2 separate regions of the Mus musculus genome follow, and region 2 is linked to region 1. A link is a loop called in an ENCODE intact Hi-C map of the cell type or tissue named here. Cell type or tissue: heart. All regions are shown on one strand. Each heading gives the region's core, and the rest is flanking DNA. Links, peaks and the distances in the headings are about the cores only.

Region 1 (8,375 bases), core at 200-8,199:
TCTGTGATCCTGTGATTCGGGATCCTGTGAACCTGAGATTCAGGGTGTGTCAGAGGTATTGGCAGTCAAGCTTCCTCTGAGACCCTGATATCCTGGTGTGACCAAGCTCCTGGTATCCTGGCATCCTAAGATCCTGGGCGTGTTACAGTGCCTAGAAGTGGTGTCTCCTCTGGGGTCCGTGGGGCTGTCTGGTGTGTTTGAAACCAAGGTATACCAGCACCGACCAGAAATGAAGCCGCTGGTCATGCAGGGCTCCTGTGTCCTTGCTCCTGCTGTCACGGGCCCCCCACGATTTTTTTGGAACAGATGTTGTGTTCTACTCACCAGTGATCCCAAGATCCTGGGCATGCCAGGGCATTTGCAGTGTGGAGAGTCAGTCCTCTGGGGACCTTGGGACTGTCTGCAACCAAGGTGCCCTGGAGCTGGCACCTGGGCCTTTTTTTCTTCTTTATATTAGAGATTTTGATGTTCATGATGTTGATAATATTTGGTTCTTTTCTAATTTTTACATGTTCAAATGTCAAGAATATAAAACAAACAAATAAAACATCAAAAGTTAGAAGAAGGAACCAAGCTATTTTCAAGGGCAAATTTACTGTCATTGTATCAGTCCTTTCAGCAGAAACTTTAAAAGACAGGAAAACATGTAACACTATGTTGAAAGTCTTTAAAGTAAATAACTGCCAAATAAAGTTGATATATCTAATTAAATTATCCTTTTGGATTAATGGAGAAACATGGATCCCTGTTTTGCTTCATTGCTGGAGGTGCTAGGCTACATTCCATCTCTGCAGCCAGAGTTGCCCGGTTCATGGAAGATATCGGCTCAGGTGTGGCAGAACACAGCCTAAGATAGGGGCCCCAGCCCGGGTGAGAAATGACACAGGCTGGGGCCAAAGCTGGGCTTTCCAAATTCCGGGACACACAGATGCTGCTGGGATCCACTAGGAGTCAGGAACAGAGCCAGGGGGCTGGGGGATGGGGGGAGGGGAGGGAGAATCCCGCTTAGCTCAAAGGTGAAGGACCTTCTTCTAGAGACTTAGGCAGCACAGCTCTGTATGATGAAGGCTTCATCCCACAATGGTTCTTGATGAGAGAAACAGTCCTTGCTTGTCCAAACTGTTTATTTATAGTGAAAAAAATGAATGCATACCACTTACTCAGCGTGGACCAGAGATTAAAGATCTTTTGCAGGAAGGAATGCCCAAGAAGGGAAACTTATTGGCTAAATCTTCAGGGCCCATCTAGACACCTCATTAGCATGGAGAACTCTGTGTCCTGTGCTAAGTGACTAGTTGTTACAATCCTCATTTGGGGTGTCATGATCACATGCTCTAGGACAGGAACCAGGGTGGGAAAAAGTGAAATGCCCACTGTTCTCAGATAAGAGAATTACTGGAGTTTCTGAATCTGCTCAACCTTCTCAGTTTTTGTCTGGTGCCATGGTTTTATTTGCCCCACAGACCACCAAGATAGCACTGGAGAAAACACTTAAAGAAATCTTACACACATACAAGGGAGAAAGTCATAATCCTGGGACTCCACAAAATAACAGAATTCAAGGAATAAGTAAATGAACAACTATTTGGAAAACATGTTTTTTGCCCTTCCATGAAAAGTGTTCACCTTCTCACTAGTGGGAAACACCTTACAACTTACTTTGTCATACTAAATGTCTAGCATTGCCAGGCTACCTTAGAGTCATTACTAAATTGGGCAAGGGTTACTTTAACTCAAACACTGAAATATTACAATGAATTTGATAGCTAAGACCCTACAAAGAGATGTGGCCAAGGATTTGGCGTCCTTCTATATTCTCTACGAGGGAAAATGCACTTTCAGGTTCAGTCTAAAGTTAGTCTTTTTAACAAAGGGCTATAAGATGGGAGAGTTGTGGTGTGGGCTCTGTCCCAGAGTAAAGCTGAGGTAAGGGACATAGTGTGGGGAGTTCTTTGTCATTTCCCAAGAGGCAGAGTCCAGACATGGGGAAGCAATACCACTAGATATACAATACAGAACTCAGCACTCTTCCATGGTCACCTGGGTCTCTTCTTCAAAACAATCATTGTTGTGGGTCTCCTGTGGATCTTTTTGTTATTCTTATTATATTATTTATTTTAATATTTATTTGTCTACATGTATGTTTGTGCATCATCTGTAATCAGTGCCCATAGAAGCCAGAAGAAGGAGTCAGATTTCCTGGTATTGGAGTTACAGATGGTTAGGAGTCCTTCTGTGGGTGCTGGGGGAATCAAATCCAGGTCCCAAGGCTTGTAATTGCTGAGCCATCTCCCCAGTTCCTTCTGTGAATTTCTTAAGAGTTTTTAAAATGAAAATAAGAGGCTCAGTGAGTATATAAAACAATTCAACACCACAGTGAACAAGCTTGAGCCAATAGCCCTAAGAAGAATACAATATCCATCAACAAGAAAATATACAATTTATTTCTTTAAAGGGCCCATAGAATATTTACACAGATACAAACTGACTGTGAAGCAAAATGCAAAAGCTGAAAACATTGGTATCATAATTTCTATTTTCTAGCAATAGTTAGAATTCAATAAAAACCAGGGAAAGACTATGTATTCAAAAAATGAAGAAAGGTGGCACACGCCTTTAATCCCAGCACTCAGGAGGCAGAGGCAGATGGATTTCTGAGTTCGAGGCTAGCCTGGTCTACAAATTGAGTTCCTGGATAACCAGGGCTACACAGAGAAACCCTGTCTCGAAAAACCAAAAATACAAACAAACAAACAAAAAGCCATATTTCTAAATGACTTACAACAAGTCAGGAAATATTTAGAATCAAATGAAATGAAAAGTCTTCCCTTAAAACTTGTTGGATTCAACTAAGTTAGTGCTTAAAGGAAAACTACTGGCCCTAACAATTAGGGTGTGAGAATTCAATTGTTTATATTATGATGTTAATAAAGTGAAAGTAAAAAGATGATTATAAACCAATGTGGATTGAATAAGATGAAATGCCCACATGTATTAGAAGTTTCCAGAATATCCAGTCAGAGTGAATTATTCAAAAGGAATTCATTTAATAAACTACTGGCAAATCTAAGGCAAGAAAACGGAGCATAGATATTATGGATAGAAAGAGATGCAGGAGAATCAGGAAGAGGAGAGAAAGATATAAGAGAACTAAATGAGAAATTTTAAAGTGGCATTTACAATGGGACTAGACAATTATTAATAAATATCACTGTTCTTATATCCATTAAATTAATTCAGTAATTTAAACCTTCCTACTAAAAAAATGTGGCTGTCACAAATTGCTTTTCCAATTTAATATAGCTGGTATCATGTGATGGGTGGCTCCCATCAGACACTATTCCAGATTAGAGAAAAAGGGGAGCCAGTTGACAACTCATTACAAAATTCGAGAGGGGTCTTGCTAACAAGCCTAGCAAGAACTTTGAGAAAGGGAAACATCTTACTCGTGAATTTAGAAGAAAAGACTTCTTAAATATTAGTATGAATCCTGCAACATATAAAGAGGGAGGCAGAGGGGAAGACGATGGGAGAGGGGAAGAAGACAAAGTAGGGGCAGCCATCAGATGCGCCTCATAATCGGTTACCTCCTTTCTGATGCCTGCATTTCTTGCCCCTTGTCCAGAGTGTATGGAGGACATGACACCTCTAACTGCGCAATTTGCTTATCAAATGACCTATTAAACCATTTCCATGTGCAAAGTATGCCGATCAGATAAATAAAGGGTTCTGGTATGAGACTGGAGGAAGATGGCCCCATATTCCTCCACATTTCCCCCATAAAACATTCTGAACAACCAGGGCAGAGAAACCAATGACTAGCAAGTGATAGTTTCCCAAAAGACCCCAAATTAGGAGAACATGATGGCAAATCTCCAGTAGCAAGAGAGCAGCAGGTTAGCATATGTTCAGAGGATGCCAAGCAATAGCGCTGTCTGGTCAATCTGACTTTCAAACAGCAAGCATTGGGCCAGCTCAGGGGCAGAAGCACCCTTTTTAGCAGAGGTGAGTCTCTGGGCTCTGTACTAGCTGGAAAGAAAAGAAGAGAAGGGAAGGGAAGGGAAGGGAAGGGAAGGGAAGGGAAGGGAAGGGAAGGGAAGGGAAGGGAAGGGAAGGGAAGAGAAGGGAAAGAGAAGGGAAGGGAAAGAGAAGGGAAAGGAAGGGAAGGGAAAGGAAGGGAAGGGAAGGGAAGGGAAGGGAAGGGAAGGGAAGGGAAGGGAAGGGAAGGGAAAGAGAAGGGAAAGGAGGAAGGGAAAGAGAAAGGGAAAGAAGAAGGGAAGGGAAAAGAAGAAAGAAGAGAAGAGAAGAGAAGAGAAGAGAAGAGAAGAGAAGAGAAGAGAAGAGAAGAGAAGAGAAGAGAAGAGAAGAGAAGAGAGAAGAGAAGAAACAATGACAAAACAAAACAACAACAAAACAAACAACAATAGAACAATAACAAAATAGCAAACATCTACCTAGAAAACTTAACTAGTCCTCAGAGGGCAGACATTGAAGGTGGGAGGGAGAGAATGTTATGGTTTCAAGTATCTGTGTGAGGCACAGTTTGAGATAATGCTGAAGGATGTAGACACTCCTCAAAGCTGACAAATGAAGGTTCCCCCCCAGGACAAAGCCAGGACTCTAATGTGGACTAGGAAAAAACAGTGACGATTGTGTGGGGGTGGGGTGGGGGGTGAGGGGATCTAAGTAATAGGAATTTACTGTCAGGTATAGTAGTCTTATGAATGCAAGATCTTTGAAGTAGTGAGGGAACCCCATATTCTGCAATGTAAGCATTCCTGCTCCTTAACACTTTTAAAAAACAACCAGAAGAGGGCAGTCCAGAGACAGTGATTAATTTAAAAATGGTAATTAAAACTACTCTAAGCCTACTCCTCTTTACAAATGTTCGGAAAACCTAATTATATGTTTAGGGAGAGAAAGAGCAACAGTAGAGCATGGCGTTCAAATCACATTCAAATATATTTCAGGATAAAAGGAAATGCGTGGGATCCTGAGAGATAACAAAGGCGTGCGGGGGGAGAGGTTCTCACAGCAGCGAGGAAGCACAACCCAGTGCTTCCAAATGGGCTAAGAGACTGAAGGAAAGGAAATATGCATCAGGCTGCAGAAGCTTGGGAATTAAGGGGTAGACATTATGCAAGAATTAGGCATAAAAGACACAAATCAGCTTAGAAACCAGCTTGAACATCTAGCATTGACATAGACTGGTGCCTCTCATGAAGTAGAAGGTAAAATGATACTTAGGGTAGCTAGTTGCACCAAGTTAGTACAGCAACAACAATCTCCATAGTGTGAAACATGAGTTCAGAAGAAGGGAGTACTACAGGGAACTCTGATGTTACATATAAGGTAAGTAACCCACAGCAGGCCTGTGCTGTCTCAGTGTTTATCCGTCATATTAGCTTTTCTTCACCTTTTCTCATGGCCTTGAGTTGTTCTGTGTGCTTCTTTTTCCTCTGTTCCATGATACGATGTCACTAGAAGCTGGTAGAGAGAGACTGTGGGGTGGTATTGCTTTTAAAATCCAGTAGGTTTTAGTTTTGAGCAGCAGAAAATGCCTGGTGTGAGTGTTAGTGAATCCTGCACTGCTTACCATCACAGAGTAGTGGTGGTTCCCGAAAATGGGCTTCCCATAAGGATTTTTCATTTTCATAGGAACCAGATGTGGATTTATGCAGTCCTGACCTCTAGAGATAGCCTTGAGTCTTCTTCAGTCCTCCAGAGCCCCTTTCATCTATACAGGGATAGCAGCTGCCCAATGAAACTATCTCAAACTCCAGAGCTCTCTCTTATGTCCTTATCTAGATAGACCTTTACGTAGCTAATAATTCTTTATATTGAATTCTACAAGCTCAAATTACTGGTCTGCATTTTGTTGACCCCTTGACTTTGTCTCAGTCCGTGGGTCTACAGAGGAAAATCTCTATCTCTCTCTCTCTATGTCCATCTCCATGTCCATCTCTATGTCCATTTGAATCTCCATGTCCATCTCCCATCTCCATATCTATCTATCTATCTATCTATCTATCTATCTATCTATCTATCTATCTATGTATTAAATACACATTTACATATATCAAATAATTGATATTTATATATAAGCATACATACTTATATTTGTATATATACTATATATAATTTTATATTTGTAGATATTACATTTATATAAATATATTTTATGATCTTATATGAATATTGTGAGACAATTAAGGTTTTAAAGGAAGATTATGATTTATCAGAATTTTTAACTTTTAGCTCTAAGATGACATATTTATTTTAAAATATGTTCCGAGAGCATCAGAGTCAAGAAAATTTAGACATGTGGCTTGTTTATAAAAGGGAAAGCCAGGAGGTTTGGGGCATGCCAGTCAGAGGGATTAAGAATAATTCCAGAGGGGACCCAAGGATAGAGAAATCCGAGAAAGACTAAGAGGAAATGAACAAGATTTAGGACTACACAAGGTTGATACAAAGACATGAAATGTAAAAAGGTAATTCACCCTGTCAGGGGGATCAATAGTTTAAGTCATGGGTTCTGATGAGCATGTCAGCAGAAAGAGCTGGTATCAGGAAGAGGATGATGGTTTGATTCATTTTTTCTGTGGATAAAAATGACAACTGGGTCAAGATTTCTGGGAGGAATTTCAAGATAAAGGCATGGAGCCCTGGAAGAAGTTGATATAAAAAAAAAAAGAGTCATTGCGTACTTGATGTTTAGTGAATGTCTACTGTATTCCAGAAGGGGTTGGGTGTGGATCTGATTCAAGACAGTCATAGTCTTCTACCGTAGGCAAGCATACCCCCCTCAAATGTGCAGCCTGCTCTTCCAAGGGCCCAATTGGCATTCCAGAGTTCTACTAATTGGAAAGTTTAATTCAGACATTCTGATACCCAGCCTAACTTTTCCTGCTGCTCTTACATCCTCTGTAGACTCACTGAGCACTTAGCAATTGTCCTTGTGCTTCCTCTGAGTAAAGTGAAATCTTAGCTCCTTATTGACACGACTTCTGGAGCAGGCAGCATGCTTCGCTTCTTCCTATAGGACTCTTCACAGGTATACTCTTCAGAGCTCTACTCTAAAGGGTAAATCTTTTGGCTGTGGGACTTAGGACACCAGCCAGCTTTCAGTCTGACCTCAGCATTCCTTCCCAGCATCCTGCAGCTGGGTTATGTAAAAGGCAGGCACTGTGAGCATCCCTTTGAGTGTCCACTGGGCTTTCTCTTGGGCTCAAACCAAGGAAGAACCAATTAGGAAAATGGAAAAATGCCCAAATCATGAAAACAAACATCTATTCAAACTCTCCTTTCACTGGGGAATGATAAAATTTTACTGGCAATGCTATGATAAATGCCTAGCAAATTTGTGTTTATCCTACCAACTGCCATTTTATCAGATGCTAAAAAGGTATTGGGAGAATTAGAGAAATTTTAATCAAGCAACAACATGGCTGCTCTGGCAAGGGATCACGCCCAAAGATTATATAGATCTATATGATCTGGCTGGAATACAGACATGCCCTTAGTATACACTTTTAATCCTTAATGATGAAGGTAAGGTTAGTTTGCAGAAAGAAAAAAAAAACCCAGCCATGTTTAAATGTGATGTCTGATTGAGAGGCAGACAAAGTGTCGAGTCAGAGAAAGATTTGACAGAATGAGTCTGAGATAGGATAAACCCAACTCTCAAGAGATCAGCACAGGAAAGAAAGAGGACATAAGTGATCAGGGAGAGAGAACAAACTAGACACAGGTTAACACAGAGTGAGCTGAAAAGTGAGAGGCAGCCACAAGATTAGAACCAATTGCCAAAGTTAGTGTGAGACCAAGTAGAGCATTTGAGGGAGACACTGAGAGAAGCTGGATTGAAACAGTCAGCCTGAAGGATTGGATTATACATAGTATTATACATAGTCCATACCTAGGCCTTGGGGTAGTTAGAGCAGAGAAAGAAATGCTCTGGGCTCAGTCCAAGCCATGTATTTGTACAGCTTGGGTAATGGCTGTCATTTCATCCTTTCATCTGAGGAAATAAAAGTGATATTTATAGATAGGTAGTACAGAATGTGTTGGCATGTTCAAGAGAGATAGTCTAAAATATTCATTCTTTTGTTCTTTGAAGGAGAAACCCTAGTTCAAGTGTCAGTCAGTTATCTACTGGTTTTGTGACCTCTAGAGCATCTCCTATCTTCTCTGTGCCTTTGTTTTCTCCAAAGTGACATGGATACACAACACTAAAAGCGTCTATTAGATATTGTCAAAGTGCTTAGAAAAGTGTATGACCCCATAGTTGACACTATATAAATGTTAATATCATGCACATCCCACAGACTAGTATATCTCATATACACAACTTATTTAGTTAGTCTTGATGT
Region 2 (8,375 bases), core at 254-8,253, 120 kb after region 1:
AGATGCCATTCCAGAGAGAAAAACCTGGCTTCATTTTGAAGATGAGGAGACTACCGGGGTCTCAAGAAGTTACGTGACCTGTCCAAAGCCAGAAACTGCTAGTAGAGTCACACCCTACTGTGAAGTTTGGAAAGAAACAACCACTGATTTATCTGTGGAGAGGCATCTTCTAGCCAAATCTTCCTTAAGCAATACCCATCTACCTGGATTTGCAATCTATTTAATTACTAGTTCTGAGTACAATTGATGCATCTAATAAAACTAACCCATGATCCCAGGCAATGTCCCACGGCAGAAAAAATCCCATCAAGACTCAGGTGCAGGCATCGGGCCACTAGCTCCTGGAGTTGGTTTCACGCTCTGCCATTTTCAGATGCTTTGGTTGTTATTTTGCCTAGAAGTATTCTTACAGCAGGTTTGCCTCTGGTCCTTAGAACCATAGTCTTCAGCACTCCACTTAGAACCAGCCTGTTCATTGTATAAATGCCGACGTTTTTCTGCCCAGAGCACAAATGTGGACTACTCACTGATGAAATAAATGTGCTGGCCTAATTCTTCTTGCTCCTTTGTTTCGAGAGAAGTTTGCTTTTAAGATGAGGGGACAGAGAGCTCTGACTTTTATTTTATAGACCGCAGGGATTCTAGGTGGCCTTAAGTACTGTTCCCGAAGCTTGGATTTCCTGTTTAGAGGGTGCACTGTCAAGATTAGCTTTTGTCTTCTGCTGTGGCTAATTTGTCTTCCTCTTGGAGCAGCCAGTGGGGGCGGGGGTGTGGGCAGGACCGGTCTGCTGATGGAGACACCTCCTTCCACTCTCTGACCTGGGCGGGATCAGGCTTCTCGCTTGGCTGGGAGGAGCCCCAAGGGGGCGGATCCCGGTCCACAGGGGGCGGGGCAGCTGACCCCTGGCCACTCCCGGGGACCGTGGAGGGGGGCGCGTCCCGGTGGAGCTGGTGCCGCGCGCTCGGGAGTGGGTTGGCTTCGCTGGGGCGGGGCGGGGCAGGGCGGGGCGGCGGCGGGATGGGCTGGCTGGGACGCGTGCGGCGGCGGCTCCGGGGGGCCCGGCTCCTCCCCGCCTGTGCGCCGGAGCGCCGGCGGCCGCGCTGAGCTGTGCGGCGCGGGCCGGGCGAGCAGCCGCCTGCGCCCCGAGCGAGCGGAGCGCGGCCATGCCCGGGCCCTAGCGCGCTACCGCAGCCCGCGCCCGCCGCCGCCTCTTCAATGGGCAACCTGCTCGGCGGGGTCAGCTTCCGCGAGCCCACCACCGTGGAGGACTGCGACTCCACCTGGCAGACCGATTCGGAGCCCGAGCCCGAGCAGCCGGGGCCGGCAGGCGGTGGCGAGGGCCAGCAGCACGACGAGCCGGAGCAGCCCAAGCAACCTCCCGAGAGAGCCGGAGGGCGGCCCCGCGCCAGCCCCGTGCCCGAGGACCACGCCGAGGCGGCGGGCGCGGAGCAGGTACGCGGCCCCGGGACCCACGGTGGGCCCGGCGAGGTCGTGCTCCCGGCGCCCGGGAGGGGACTGCCCCCGGGGATGCAGGGCGGGATGCTCGGCGTGCTTGGCCCGGGCACCCGACCTAAGGGAGCCTGCGGTGCCCAGGTGGCTAGCTGCTAGCCCAGGGGGCCTTGCTGTGAACCTCGCAGGGAAGTCTCCCCAAGGCAGACCCCGACCCCACTCGGTGTTCTCTTTGCCTCTGCAGCGCAGCTGGGTGATGCGAAGGTGGGGTGGGAGGAACTAAACTAAAAATAGAAGATTGTGAGGAGGACCCGGCCAGTGCCTGTTATTGATTTTTTTTTAATTTTAATTTTTTAAAAAAAGATTTAAAATATTATTCAGAGCAAGACAACTGCAGTTGTGAAGCGGCCCGCAGCCTCCCCCTCCCAGCGAGGGTCCAACGGGCATTAAAAGTATCACAGAAGGTTCCTGAGCAAACTTAAAATAACACCGTTCATTTCCCCAAGAGAAACCTTTCAACGACTTGAGTATTCCTTTAACATTTACGTTCACCCAGAAGACTTGTTGATCCAACCAAGCTTAAGTCAGTTGACCAATACAATTAGGTAGATAGGTTAGAAGAGAGATAGATGGCGTCCCTTAACCTCTTGTGGCTTCAGAAACTTTTAAAAGGAGGAACTGTATATTTTTAAAGAAGTCTGCACCGTTTAAGGTTGGTGGTTCTGTATTAGGCCTCCCTCTTACAACTTGAAGGAAAATGGAGCCCAAAATCCAATGTGACTTTAGGGGAAGCATCACCTTTCCAGGAAGTCCGAGCCTTCCCATCCAGGTTAATTGAGCGTGTTATTGAATGGAATGCAATTTCCAGGTGTGCGGTCCGTTTTAATTCCCCATTTTGGAGAACTGTGAGCCTTAAAGGAAATCTTGCCCAAAGCATACGAGGAGAAAAGTATGTCTGTGGCCAAAGTGAGGGCCTTGGCCCTGCTAATGAGATCTTGGCCGCCCTTGTCTTCTGTTCCCGTTTGTATTTTGCACTTAGTGTTATGTGCTCAACCCCAAAACAATAGCGCATGCCACATTTCAGCGTCTTATCCTCCCATTTGTCTTCCAAGTAAATAGCAAATAGCCACTGAGAAGTTTGGAATTAAAGAAACAAAAACAAAACTTGTTAATACAATTAACTAGGTCAATTGTAAAATAACATACCATTTCAACAAATACTCTGCAACCTGAGTAAGAATAGAGCATCCTTTAATTGTTAATTTTTGTTCCTGGAAGTTCCACCAGACTTCTTAAATAATCGTTGTGACGCTGTTTTGACTCCTTACTCTATTTGCCCACTATGCGGACCGGTCAGTTCCCCCTTTAAAGGAGGTTGCAGACTGGTTTCACCCGCTCACTGTCTTTGCTCTCATCCATCTCTGTAAACGTTAGACAAAAGATGGTACCACTAACTGAGGTGAGGAAACCTGGGGTGAAAGATGTTTCAGAGGTTAAGTCAAGGCTTATGCTAAGTTTTGCGTCCTATTAGACACCCAAGTGGATGGGCGAGTAGTTAATGGTCTCTATAAATAGATGCTCCGTCTAGGCTGGAGCTATAGGCTTGCATTTAGTATCTATACATAGATACTGTCTAAGCTGGAGCTATAGGCATGCATTTAGGATAAGTTGTACTCAAAAAAAAAAAATCAATGCAAGATAAGAGGTCATCAAAGAGTCATGAGGGGTGAGAATAAGGCTGTCTATACGGGTTGTGATTAAGACGAGAAAAAGGGGAGCAATGGTACAGGAAGCAAGTCAGGAGAGAGTGGTATTCTGACAGCTAAGTGTTAACACTGCTTCAGGGCCTTACAGGGTCCCAGCTGCTGGGAAGTCCCTGGGATGACCGCTGAGACATGATTTGAGTAAATGGGGGATTGGTTTGGAAAGTTCCTAATAGTCCCATTTTAAAGCAATGCCCTGGACAGAGTGTCAGTTCCTTGGTGAAGATTCACTTCAGAAGAAAGCAGAGACACAGCCTGCAAGTAGGGTAGACCTGGGTCAAGGGAGGCGTTATGCTTAGGATTGGAGAGACTACAGTGTGTTTGGTGGTTGCATGGAATGGTTTGGAAGAGCCAAGTTTTGATGATCCAGGGAAGGGGAATTAAGGAGCAGATTCCTTGCTGAGGAGGTGAAAGCGGCCAGGGTACAGCAGTGAATGGGGCAGACTCTGGCGGGCTGAGGGATGCCGTCATTTACATGGTAGTCTTGGGGAACAGGCAGGCCGTGAGTCATTAGCTTCGTTTCACAGATGATGAAACTAAGATTCAGCTAAATGATTTGCTTAAGGCCTCACACATATTAAGGAGCAGAACGAAGCCTCGCACTACTCTCCTGGATCCAGAGACTTGGGTCGTTGATCTTCATGACAGGATTTTTCAAATATCCATCACTTCTAGCAGGGACAAAACTGGTTCCGACCCAATTAGTCAGACATGGGAAGCAGCGACTTCTTACACTGTTGCTGGGCTCTGAGCCTTGTTCACTTCCTCTTAAGTTCCGGCAGCCTTGTTCCCAAGATGCTGGCACTAATAACTGTCAGTCAGGCGTGTTGCACGGAAGTGTTTGGTAAATGGGAACGTGCTCTCTGCAAGTGCTTGTGGTTGTAGCTCAGGCTAAATAGATTCTGAACCTTGCTAGGCAGAGCTATTTTGAAAAGTGTGGCAAGAACCAGAATTGGAGCTTTTCCTTGCTTATGTAACATGACAGTGTAACGACTGTTAAACAGCGGAGGGCTGGGTGTTAAAGTATCTCTGTACTTGTAGTAAGAGTGAGAAATCACACCACTTCAGAAATGCGTGAAAGCTGCTTAGATGATGCCAGTCTGTCAGCACAGACAGGGTGGGAAGGGTTGAGACAAAGGGTTGGGGGCAGACTTCTTGAATATTCATATCTCAGCACCGCGGTCTTCTTTATCATGTTCCGTTGTACAGTCCTGTGTGTCACTGGACAAGTGCATTTTGCCATACAGCATATGGTCTGGATAATTAGAGGTTATTAGACCTGCATCTTCTCCGTTTAAAATGACATCACATTGCTGGCACTTTGTAAACAGCATGAGCAAGCTATCACATAGAAAGTACTTCAGTGTTTGTTTCACCCGAGAGCTCTGTCTTGCTCTGTGTACTTATGTCAAGTTTGCTGATTTCTAGCCCACTGATCATTGAATGGGCAGATGATTACTCATGCCTTGTATGTTTGTTATGGTGCTTTGAAATAGTTTAGAAAGCTAATTTAGTTTAAAGCCCTCCTTTTCTTTCATAAATACTGCTTGACTTTCAGGCGCAGCCAGGAGATGCAAATTTAATGAGAATCTTCTGCATAGAATTGATTTACCAACTTAACCCTTTCACGGCACCCTAGGAAATACGCTTTGTCACAGGCTCCATTGTATAACAGCTGGTGGAACATGTTTTCAATTCGTTCTGAGCACTGTTCTGCATCGTTACTGATGCTTAGCATTTGCCCTCCACAGGCACTGAACGATAAAGTCTTTTTATTTAGTGATATACCTTAGGACAGAAGTTTTTAGTGCAAATAAGGCAGGTTGATGCCAGCAAGCACAGCTCGAAAGCATCACGGAAGAGACAGAATCATTTCCTTCATCTTGGCAGGTTGGAAATGCTCAGGGATCTTTATGGAGGTTGACTATTTTAAGTTTGTTCCAGAAGTTTCTCGGTATGGTTCTCTGTGTAAGTGGAGTTCCACTTTGTGTCCTAGGGCGGCGAGTCCACGGAAGGAAATGCCAAACCAAAGAGAAGCTTCTATGCCGCGAGGGATCTGTACAAGTACCGACATCAGTACCCAGTAAGACACTGCTGTGCCTTTTCAATGTGTTTCTCTGATTTTACTCTTCCGGTAAACAAACATGTCCGAAGGGTCCTTGTGCCGTGTGTGTGTGTGTGTGTGTGTGTGTGTGTGTGTGTGTGTGTGTTTCTATACACCAGAGATTAATTTATCTTTTCCTCTAGCAGAACTTCAAAGATATCCGATATCAAAATGACTTGAGCAACCTTCGCTTTTATAAGAACAAAATTCCATTTAAGCCGGATGGTGAGTAAGCCTCCTTGCTAACATGCAGGTTTTAAACAATAACATGTACCTGGGCGTGCGTTCCTTCTTCTGGGCTTCACGCCTTCTTGCTGCATTTGCTGGATGGTTACCTTGGTTTTGGCTTGCCGTGCCGGCTGATGTGTCCCCGGAGCCCTGGCGGGTAGGGCTGCTTCCATCCATTTAGTGAGCTGTGGAGAAATAGATATTGGTTAGTTGCATCTTCTCACTATCTGTGTGTCTTGGTGGTTATTGACAAGTTAGGAGGGGCAGGGTTTCTGTTTGCTGGTTTAGTTTAGTTTCTTTCATTTAGGGAGTTTTAACTTTTATGAGCAGAAAGGAGGAAAGTCTTGTAGAGCTATTGAATTTTAACTGGTTAGACCTTGGAGGGGGTCAGATTCAGCTTTTTCATCTTGAAGATGTGGTTCCTGGGATTTGAAACCTGAATGGCTGACTTGCTGGGCCACAGAATCAATTTTAGAGTGGACCTAAGTTGTTCTCGGGTCCACGGTTCTTTTTGCTGTGCCATACCTAAAAATAATTACTTAGAAGATGAGCAAATACAGTGTTTGTCTTTAGAATTTCTTCTGTCACTTTTCAAAATCAAGGGTTGGGGAACTACAGCAATCCTAGTTCAAACCGGACCAAATAAATGTGCCTCGTTCACAATCGTACGACCTCCCTCATAGAATAGGAGCCTTCCCAAGCCCATAGTGAAAACTCGCAGATTACAAACTGGCAGATAAGCCAAACACTGGGGCAGCCCGGTGGGCCTCACAGTGGGTATCTGAACTGTGTGTAGGCAAACAGAAGCCAGATACACTCCTGAGGAGTTCAGTGTGGGGTGGCCCGATTGTCCTGATTGTTGTCATTCGCTCTCAGTGAAAGTTGAGTGACATTCAGAGCCATGAGTCAGCTGGTGAAAGTCCTAGATTGTGAGCTGTGCTGGCTAGCTTTATATCAACCAACACAAGCTGGAGTCGGTCGGGAAGAGGGAGCCTGAGCTGAGAAAGTATGCCTGCCAGATTGGCCTGTGGGGCATTCTCTGGAGTGATGACTAACGTGTGTGTGTGTGTGTGTGTGTGTGTGTGTGTGTGTGTGTGTGTGTGCGCGCGCGCGTGAGCTCGGGGGTTACCTCTCCACGGGCAGTGCTGTCCCTGGGCTGGTGGGCCTGGATGGTATGAAATAGTAGACAGAGCAAGCTAGTAAACAGTATTCCTCTATGGCCTTTGCTTCATTCCCTGCGCTGAGTTTCTGGCCGTCCTTCCTTTAAGTGATGGAATGTGATATGAAAATGTGAGAGAATTAAGTCCCTTCCTCCCAGTGTTGCTTTTGGTCATGGCTCTGTCAAAGCAGTAGGAACCCCTAAGACACAAACGTTTCAGAATGCCACAACCATGGGAAGGAGAGAGTCGTGGGAATGCTGGAAGAGAGTTCAAAGTTTGGAGGTGGTGTTTAGAAGGGGGGAATCCTGACATTTTGTCCTGAGGAGTGTTGCTGAAATGGGCAAATGCAGGTAACTTGAACTTTTTGGTATTCAGAAGTTTGGAGGGTATAATGCACAGTGTATTTACCGTTGATTAAAAAAAAAACAAAAAAAAAAAACGATATAACCACGGGAAAATGACTCCAGCATGTTAATAATACTGAAGGAAAAATGGTGTTGCAGATTTCTGGGAGGGGCCTTGGGGTCAGGCTGCTGGTCTTTGAGGAAAGGAGGAGATGAGTTGTGGGTGTGTTTTTGGTTTTGTTCTTTGTTTTGTTGTTGATGATTTTGTTTGCTTTCTGTAAGATTAGCTAACTGGCCCCAGATGAGGACTGTGGCAGACTTGAGGGTCACGAGGATTTCCTTACGTTCTTACTGGCGAGCGTGAGCCATTGCCAAAGGGCCTGCTTTGTGCAGGCACGAAGACTTCGAAGACTTGTGTTCCACTCCCACACGACTTTGTAACTAGTGTGTGACACTGAACAAATTGTCGTTGTTATTAATTTACTAATGTGAGACTCTGCACAAATATTCCATGTAAGAGCAGTGTTTTCCTGTTAGTCATGTGGAGATGGTAATGTTGTTTGAAGTAGTTTCCCTGCACAGAGGCAGACAGCAAATATGTTAGGCTTTGGAAAATAGTCCATTGAAGCACTCAAGCCTGCAGGTGTGAGCAGTATAAAAATGTGTGCTTGTGTATATTCTCACAAAACGTTGTCTTGTGTTATTTACAAAACGCTCGTTAGGCCATCCTTTGCCACCCTCTGTGCATCACCCAGTATGCACTTCTGTAACCTGTGGTGCTGCTGTCTTTATTTTAATTGGGCTTTTAACATTACTGGGTGTATGGCATAGGATAGTCCACTTTTAGGATCATTCTTGTGTTGCTTTTAAACTGAACACTTTTAAGACTCGTGTTAACTCACATGTTTTAATGCCATCCCCATGTTTTTAATGAATGGTTCCATTTTTCTCAATATATTTGCCACATAGGTGTTTACATTGAAGAGGTTCTAAATAAGTGGAAAGGGGACTACGAGAAGCTGGAGCACAACCACACGTACATCCAATGGTCAGTAACACGCTCGCCGCCATGAGCCCTGTCCTGTTTAATCTTAGGTTTTCAAGACAACGTTAACTGAAAATTGTTATTTCTTTTTTTTTTTTTTTTTTTTTTTAACAATCAAGGCTTTTCCCCCTGAGAGAACAAGGCTTGAACTTTTATGCTAAAGAATTAACCACATATGAAATCGAGGTAATGCAATCTCAATTCACTTTCCATAAGGCAGCCAAATAATATCATCATTTTATTGTCCTGATAGCAACCGAGTCATTTCAATTGACTTCTCG

What was found. A loop is a pair of places that touch in the nucleus more often than their neighbours do. Peaks named below come from ENCODE experiments on the same cell type or tissue, not always from the same donor. Only the 100,000 strongest peaks of a DNase experiment are listed, where the experiment ranks them.
Region 2: it touches region 1 in a loop (2.1-fold over the local background); 6 of 42 quality-filtered maps call a loop at or near these places.

The regions. Positions count from the first base shown.
Region 1 is chr1:23,492,045-23,500,419 of GRCm38, reverse strand. No RefSeq gene overlaps it. Among named protein-coding and RNA genes, the nearest start is that of Gm28822, 78 kb to the left of the region's middle. In heart, for the core only: a CTCF peak has its summit at 4,813 (motif pointing right); no DNase peak of the experiment used is centred there.
Region 2 is chr1:23,375,893-23,384,267 of GRCm38, reverse strand. Ogfrl1 (opioid growth factor receptor-like 1) reads left to right here and starts at 1,093. Exons shown (of 7, transcript NM_001081079.1): 1 at 1,093-1,453; 2 at 5,210-5,296; 3 at 5,464-5,542; 4 at 8,019-8,097; 5 at 8,214-8,280. The coding sequence starts at 1,217. In heart, for the core only: no CTCF peak of the experiment used is centred there; DNase peaks (open chromatin) are centred at 857 and 3,947; H3K4me3 peaks cover 2,038 bases; H3K27ac peaks cover 1,923 bases.